Regions from separate parts of the Homo sapiens genome. Here region 1 is linked to region 2. Evidence: read pairs that join two places in POLR2A ChIA-PET (ENCODE). Cell type or tissue: PC-9. All regions are shown on one strand. Each heading gives the region's core, and the rest is flanking DNA. Links, peaks and the distances in the headings are about the cores only.

Evidence for each region. ChIA-PET counts read pairs that join two places held together with the same protein. Peaks named below come from ENCODE experiments on the same cell type or tissue, not always from the same donor. Only the 100,000 strongest peaks of a DNase experiment are listed, where the experiment ranks them.
Region 1: POLR2A ChIA-PET joins it to region 2 with 6 read pairs; 2 of 35 experiments call an interaction of 5 or more read pairs at or near these places.

Annotation. Positions count from the first base shown.
Region 1 is chr7:64,270,681-64,275,076 of GRCh38, forward strand. It overlaps the pseudogene VN1R39P. Among named protein-coding and RNA genes, the nearest start is that of ZNF736, 41 kb to the right of the region's middle. In PC-9, for the core only: no CTCF peak of the experiment used is centred there; no DNase peak of the experiment used is centred there.
Region 2 is chr7:64,462,009-64,466,404 of GRCh38, forward strand. LOC124901658 (a long non-coding RNA gene) reads right to left here. Exons shown (of 2, transcript XR_007060358.1): 2 at 673-1,234. Among named protein-coding and RNA genes, the nearest start is that of ZNF680, 99 kb to the right of the region's middle. RefSeq lists a silencer at 675-830. In PC-9, for the core only: no CTCF peak of the experiment used is centred there; a DNase peak (open chromatin) is centred at 1,793; H3K4me3 peaks cover 953 bases.

The sequences.
Region 1 (4,396 bases), core at 174-4,173, 190 kb before region 2:
CTGAAAAAAATACATACATATTCTGTGCCCTGTATTGAATTTGTAACTTTAAGATCTTATACACCCAAATCTTATCTCAAATTGTAATCCCCACATGTCAAGGAAGGGACTTGGTGGGAGGTGATTGGAATATGGGGGTAATTTTCCCCCATGCTGTTCTCATGATAGTAAGTGAGTTCTCAAAAGATCTGATGGTTTTATAAATGGTGGTTTTTTCTGCTTTCCTGCTCTCTTGCTGCCTAGTGAGGAAGGTATTTGCTTCTCCTTTGCCTTCCACCATAATTGTAGGTTTCTTTAGACCCTCCCCAGCCATGCAGAATTGTGAGTAAATTAAACCTCCTTTCTGTATAAATTACCCATTCTTTGGTAGTATCTTTATAGTAGTGTGAAAACAGACTAATATAGAAAATTAATACTGGGAGTTTGGGGCACTGCTATAAAGATAATTGAAAATGTGGAAGTGAATTTGGAACTGAGTAATAGGCAGAAGTTGAAAGTTTAGGGAGCTCAGAAAAAGAAATGTGGGAGAGTTTGGAACTTCCTAGAGACTTGTTGAATGCTTTTGACCAAAATGCTAATAGCCATATGAATGATGAAGTCCATGTTGAGGTGGTCTCAGATGGAGATGAGAAACTTATGTTTAAAATGGAAGCAGAATATAAAAATTTGGAAAATTTGCAGCCTGACCATGACGTAGAAAATAAAACCACATTTTTTGAAAAGAAATTCAAGGCACTGCAGAAATTTGCAAAAGTAAAGAGAAGCTGAATGTTGATAGCCAAGACAATGGGGAAAATGTCTTCAGGTCATGTTAAAGATCTGAGGCAGGTCCTTCCATCACAGGCCAGGAGCCCTAGGGAGAAACAATGGTTTCATGGTCGAGGCCCAGGGCCCCACTGCTCTGTGAAGCCTCAGGACTTGGTGTCCTGCATCCCAGCTGCTCCAGATCCAGCTGTGGCTAAAAGGGGCCAAGGTACAAGCTTGGGTTATTTCTTCAGAAAGTGCAATCCTCAAGCCTTGGTGGCTTCCGTGTGGTATTGGGCATGTGAGTGCACATAAAACAAGAGTTGAGCTCTGGGAACCTCTGCCTAGATTTCAGAGGATGGATAAAAATGCCGGGATGTTCAGGCAAAAGTCTTCTACAGGGGCAGAGCCCTCATGGAGAACCTGTAATAGGGCAATGCAGAAGGGAAATGTGGGGTTGGAGCCCTCATGCAGAGTCCGCCCTGAAGCTGCCTACTGGAGCTGTGAGAAGGCCTCTATACTCCAGACCCCAGAATGACAGATCCACCATGAACTTGCACTGTGCACCTGGAAAAGCCACAGGCATTCAATTCCAGTCCATGAAGGAGCTGCTCAAGGCCACGAGGGCCCACCCCTTGAATCAGCATGGCCCAGGAGTGGGACATGAAGTCAAATGAGATCATCTCAGAGCTTTAAGATTTTATTACTGCCCCGTTGGAATTCAAACTTGCATGAGGCCTGTAGCTCTTTGGTTTTGGCAAATTTCTCACATTTGAAATGGAAGAATTTATCTAATGCCTGTACCCCCATTGTATCTTGGAAGTAACTAACTTGCTTTTGATTTACAGGCTCATAGGTAGCAGGGACGAGACTTTGGAGTTAGACTTTTGGGTTAATGCTAAAATGAGTTAAGAGTTTTGGGGACTGTTGGGAAAGCATGTTTGGTTTTGAAATATAAAAAGGGCATGAGATTTGGGAGCGGCCAGGAGCAGAATGATACCCATCGTGTTTTCATGATAGTGAGTGAGTTGTCATGAGATCGGATGGTTTTATAAGTGGTAATTTTTCTGCTCTCCCTCTCTACTGCCACCTAGTAAAGAAGATACCTGCTTCTCTTTCACCTTCTGCCATTATTGTAAGGTTCTTGAGGCCTCCCCAGCCATGTGGAACTGTGAATCAACTAAACTTCCTTTCATTATAAATGTTCCAGTCTTGGGTAGTATCTCTACAGCAGTGTAAAAAGAGACTAATGCACAAATATAAGATAGGACTATCTGTGTACTAGATGCTTCATAATTAGCCATAGTTATTCCTGCTTGATTTTCTTTGTAACACTCAATCACAGATGGAAAATATTCATGATGAAAATATAACATTGATTCTGCATGTGCAGAGGACATCAGTTCTTAGGTTGCAAAATGGCCTCTCTGAATTTAAATAAAAATTCTACTTTTTAAATTTTCTGATTATCTTTTGTTTTGTGACTTTTTATGTTTATCCTAGTGATGTGTCCATCACAGCCCTTCCCATTTATTTCTGTGCTATGGCTACAGCTTTCTCACTGTTCTCTCTGTGCCACATCATTTCACACAGTACTTTGTAGGTTCTGATGAGAAAATTGGAATTTTTTAATATGGTGAAAAACTGTGTTAAACTTGGGAGTTTCAGCTTATTTATAGCTTCTCAGTGTAGCTTCCACATAAGTTAATTGAGATAAGAGGCATACACTGTCCACAGGTGAGACAATTAAGTCAGATAGCACTATTTGTCTTTGTAAAAAAATTTTTTATTAGATTCTAAGACAAACTGAAGCATATACAAAATTATTTAGAAAATATATCTTAGAAATCTGAGGCAGGTGGATCACAAGTACAGGAGAGTTAATATTAACGGATAATTATTAAATGTAATTTTACGATATATTTATAGCACAACTTAAGTTTTCATGCAGGATCTTGTATTTTTGAGTGTGAATGTTAAATGTTGCAAATAAAATGAGCTCTATGAATTTAAAAATTGGAATAATATTTCCTTTTCATATTAATGTTACATATTATGAACATATAATGTTTCATATTAATGTTACAATCTTGAGAGATTTTTCTATTATTTTATGATTATTTTTTAGTGGGTGAGATTCAGTCTACAGTTTTCACTTACTCACCTAACCGTAGCCAACATTTTGGTCATTTTCTCTGGGAAAATTTTGGAGATTATGGCAGATTTAGATTAAAACAATTACTCAGTTATTTTTCATGCAAAGATGTTTATTGTGTTCACAGAGTGACCAATCATGTGACAGGTGGCAACACCTGATTTTTAGTGTCTTCCACTACATTGCCGTCAGCACCAGAAACTAAAGGTTTCCAAGCGAAAGTAAAAGCCCTGAAGTATATTGGCTCCTCCCATGTTCTGCTGGACCCAGAATATGCTGTAAATATCCGAGTTTCTATTGCTATTGCTGACAAGTTAAATAACAGAAACAGCACAGAAAAACTGAGTTATCTTTAAGTTCTATCTAGGTGATGGTATTAATATTGTAATTGCTTATAAGATAGCAAGAATTGGCCAGGTGCGGTGGCCCACGCCTGTGATCCTGGCACTTTGGGAGGCTGAGGTGGGCAGATCACAAGGTCAGGAGTTCAAGACCAGCCTGGCCAATATGGAGAAACCCCATCTCTACTAAAAATAGAAAAAATTAGCCGGGCATGGTGGTGCATGCCTGTAATGCCAACTATTCAGGAGGCTGAGGCAGGAGAATTGCTTGAACCCAGGAGGCGGAGGTTGCAGTGAGCTGAGATCGCACCACTGCACTCCAGCCTGGGCGACAGAGTGAGACTCCATCTCAAAAATCAGAAAACAATAAAAAAAAAGAATTACTCTGTTTGGTCTAATGCAAAGTAGTTATTTCTCTTCTAAATGTAAATGGTAAATAGGGTTTCTATGATCATAAGCATATAAGGTATTTTAAGATGATCACTAAGATTAGAACAAAATTCATAGGCTTTTAGCAACATAAATTTTAATTTTTTTCTAATAGAAGTGAAGAAGCAATAGAAATAAGTTGTTAAAATGAGTTCAAGGAAACTACACATGTGGTCATTAAATAATATTTAAAACCATGTTGTAAGTGACTGGTTAGTAATTGTAATTTGTTTCATTTTAGTCACTGAGAAAACAATATGCTTTAATCATTCTATATGAAAAAGTATTCTTTTTTTTTTTTTTTTTGAGACAGAGTTTCGCTCTGTCACCCAGGATAGGGTGCAGTGGCGTGACCTCAGCTAACTGCAACCTCTGCCTCTCAGATTCAAGTGATTCTCCTGTCTCAGCCTGTTGAATAGCTGGGATTACAGGCACGTGCCACCATGCCCAGCTAATTTTTGTATTTTTAGTAGAGACAGGGTTTCACCATGTTGGCCAGGCTGGTCTCGAACTCCTCACCTCGTGATCTGCCCATCTCGGCCCCCCAAAGTGCTGGGATTATAGGCGTGAGCCACTGCACTTGACTGAAAAAGTATTCTTATATTAGTGTTTTCAAAACTTTCAGAAACTTTAGACCACTCAATGAATAATGATGTACATTTAGATCACAAATTTTAAATAAAATAATAGGCTTATTCTAGCTTTTTTTTTTTTTTTTCAGATGGAG
Region 2 (4,396 bases), core at 248-4,247:
TTTTTTTAAAGATATGTTTGTCATGTGTATGTCCTTTTTTGAAAAATGTCTATTTTGGCCTTTTGCTCATTTTTAATAGTTGTCTTCTTTGTTGTATAGTCATTTGAGTTTCTTATATATTTTTGATATTTAACCTCTTGTCAGATGTAAAATTTGGAAATATTTTCTCACACATTTTAGTTGTCTTATTATTCTCTTGATTGCAAATGCTGATGTGTAATAGCTTTTTAATTTGAAATAATCTGATTTATCTATGTTTACATTTGTTCTCTAGGATTTTGAGGTTAAATCCAAAACATCATTGCCCGGACTCATGTTATAAAGCTTTAACAATATTTTTTCTTGTAGAAGTTTCAGAGTTTCAAGTCTTAAATTCAAGTTTCTAATTCATTTTAGATGAGTTCTATACATGGTATGAGATGAGGGTCTTATTTTATTGTTTTCATGTGGATATAAAGTTTTCCCAACATCATTTATTGAAGAGACTCTCTTTTTTTAATAACTTGTCACCTTCATCTAAAATCAATTAATTGTAAATGCATGGATTTACTTCTGGTCTCTCTATTCTGCTTCATTAACCTATGAGTTAATTTTTAAGCCAGTACCATACAGTTTTGGCTACTATACCTTTGCAGGATATTTTGAAGTCTGGTAGGGGAATGTTCTCAGCTGTGGGTTTGTTTTTTTTTTTATTTTTTTTTATTGCATAGTGAGAGTCTTTTCTAGTACCGTATAAATTTTGGAATTGTTTTTAAATGTTTCTGTGAAGAAAGTCATTGGTTTTTGATAAAGGTTGTATTATATCTGCAGATCATTTTGTGTAATACAGACATTTAACAATATTAATTATGCCAATTTACAAATAAATATCTTTGCAAGTATTTGTGTATTATTTAGTTTCTTACTTCAACAGTCTTTAGCTTACAATGTAGAGATCTTTAGTTTATAACTTAGGAATAAAATAATCACAGGTACACCAACAGGTGGGCCAGCAATGATGTACCTGTGATTATTTTATTCCTGCTGCCCTCTGCTTTTTACATGGACAGTATCTGTTCCACCCTCGGAACTGAAGAGAGATGTTGGTAGGGAGAGGCTCTTCCTTCACCTCTGGCGGAAAAGATTTTTTCAGGATCTTCATCCCCTGTCGTCGAAGCTACACTTTAATGTAGCAGCTATTGACCAAGTGTGGCTACTGAGTGCCTGGTATGTGGCTGGTCTGAACTGCGATGTTCTAGAAAGGTAAAATACAGAGTTAGTTTCAAAGATTTATTTCCATATATATATATACACTTTATTAGTAATAAATATTTCTTACATATTGAAATGATAATATTTTGAATATAGTGAGTTAATTAAATTGCTACAATCAATTCCACCTGTTTCTTCTTTTTTTAAAGTTTGGCTACCAGAAAATGTAAAATTCACATGTGGCTCACATTTTATTTCAGAGGATTGCCTCCGTTTTAAAATCCCAGGCTGCCTGCTCAACAACCAGAAGCCAGGAAGGTCATAAAATCTGAATTTGTTAAATAATGGTTATTATATTCTTTGCATTTGTGAATAGCCATATAATATATTATTTATAAATGCATATGACCTTATACGCATGGTTAAATGCAAATGCCCTCTGGGGCGGGACTGGCTCAGCTCAGGAAAAAGCCCTGCCTGAAAAGGCGGCAGCTTAGGTTTCACTCTGTCTTCATTCAGCCCAGCATCTGAGCACATCTTCCGCTACTCAGGGCCTGAGTGGGTGGGGCCCTAAACATTATCCAATCAGGATCGCTGGGCTAGGAACCGTCCAATCAGGCACGTAGCTGGAGCGGACAGGACGGCTTCCGGGATTTGGCGCGGCCTTTGTCTCGCTACCATTGGAGCTCCAGGTCTTCTCTTCGCTTTTCTGTGTCCTCTGCTCCTAGAGGCCCAACCTCTGTGTCCCTGTGACCTGTAGGTATTGGGAGATCCACAGCTAAGACGCCAGGACCCCCTGGAAGCCTAGAAGTGGTGAGAGTGACGGGTCCGACATCCCGAGAGAGAGGGAGGGGGCTGGTTGGAACCGGTAGGAAGTGGCTGTGGCGGGACTCGGGCCTCCCCGAAGTCGGCTCCAAATTCCACGGACCTCCCCCGTCCCCACTGAGTTCTCCTTGGCTCAGCTCGGCCCTCAGCCCCCTTTAGCCATAAGATGGCGGCCCGGCTCACAGCAGTGACCCCGGGCGTCCTGTCTCCTCCCTGCGCAGTGACTGTGCCCTGGCCTGGAGTCCTCTCTGGGCAGCTCTGCACCTACAGCGCCGCATCCCTCCCCGATTGTGCAGGGACCGCGAGAAGGTAGTCGGGAGAATCCTGACTCGGGGTGCGGGGTTTATGAATGGGAAGAGCTTTGATCCGTGGGGTTCCCAGTCACTCTTTTCTCCTGTAAAGTATTTATGGGAGTAACCAGAAAAATATTAAAGAATTTAATCAAAGAGTGATTCAAAAATTGTAGAGCACCAAGCTATGGTTTCTAGTTTATGTTCCATCAGGTGGACTTAAAGAAAAGTCATTTTAGGCCAGGCGCGGTGGCTTACGCCTGTAATCCCAGCATTTTGGGAGACCAAGGCGGGTGGATCACCTGAGGTCAAGAGTTCGAGACCAGCCTGACTAACATGGTGAAACCCTGTCTCAACTAAAAATACAAAAATTAGACGGAGGTGGTGGCAGGCGCCTGTAATCCCAGCTACTCAGGGGGCCGAGGCAGGAGAATCCCTTGAACCCGGGAGGCGGAGGTTGCAGTAAGCCGAGATCACGCCATCGCACTGCAGCCTGGGAGACAAGAGCGAGACTTCATTTCAAAAAAAAAAAAAGTCATTTTAAGGTGCATGATGAAGAAAATCAGTGGTTAGGTACAGTTACGTAGTTTCTCAACTTGTATGATCGAGGTGAAAATTTCCTGATAATGTAATCAGCGGTTAATTGGCAGTTTATAGTTGCCTAAATTTTGCTTTCTCCAATATAGTAATTGACAAAAAAATGCACTTGAGTTAGATTTTTGTTTTTTTAAGTAGGAATCCAGGGGCTAGAGCCACCTCAGTCTAATTGCCTGCCATTTAATTATGTTCACACTCCACAGGGGACAGATTTTACCCTGCATTTTTCACATGTGTCCCAAACAGGGTCTCAAGTCTACCCCCCACCCCCTAATCCTTCAGTCTAACTCTGGCTTGCAGTAAAATACTAAATTTCCAGTTCCTTGTGACATTCCCAAATGCCAACTTCCCCTCCCTAATTTGCATGATCAACTATTTGTTCTTTAGTATACATTTTTGATACTGCATTTTAATTAATCATTATTAATCATTATGACAAAGTATTGGATGGCACTTTTTAAAACATTTGTTTTCTGTTTGTAAATATTTCCCATAAGAAGAAAGTTCCACAGACACTGTATTGTAAAAAAGTCTGTGCCTCTTTTTCTTTTATCTTCCCTAGGCACAGAGATCTTGTCAGAATGTTTTTGGGTCATGGTTTCCCTTTGGAAACTATGGGGTGATGTGTTCTCAGCCATCATTTACTTTTTTACTGGTCCTGGGTTTCAGTACTGTCTGGGGATGAACCAAGATACCCACCATGGCTGTCTGCTATAATGTCTAGTGACTCTCAGGTCCTGGGTCATTTTCTCCAATAGGAAAACTGGAGGTATGGAGTGTAGCCTCTTGAAAGAGCAGATGGATGCCCTAGGGCTGAGAGGAATCTCCTGGTATACTATTTTTTTTGAAAAGTTAACCCCGTGAGACATTAAGATTGTCTTCAAGCCAGATTCCATTTCTTGTAGACACATTGCTGGTCAGATAATCAGATGCTGGTATTGAGGGGAAAACACAGAAATAATTTTTGCTCCCTGGATTCTGTATAGGGGCAGAAAAATTGTGAAAGAAATACAACAGAGGAAAAATTGTGAAAGAAGTACAACAGAGGAAAAATAGTGAAAGACAAATAGTGAAAAATTTGTGAAAGAAAAAATAGTATTCCAAAAAAACAAACAAAAACTGACCCCAGTGAGATGGTTCAATAACTTAACCCCAGGTGCAAAGTAAAATGCACCTGGGGCACGCACTGGGGCATAGTGCAATGTCTCCTGAGAGACAGGTTATTGAGCACTTAAGTGAGCAGGATGGGGGGTGAGAATCTCTTAAGCGATTGGATGGCCTGACTTGACACATGAGTCAGGCACATCTGTTTTTTAATCAGCACTGCCACACCATAAATTTGTCACTGTGAAAATATTTGTTTACTTATTTTGACCTCAGTTATTTTATTTTATTTTTTTAACCAAGACCGAGTCTTGCTCTATTGCCCAGGCTAGAGTGCAGTGGTGCGCTCTCAGCTCACAGCAACCTCCACCTCCTGGGTTCAAGCGATT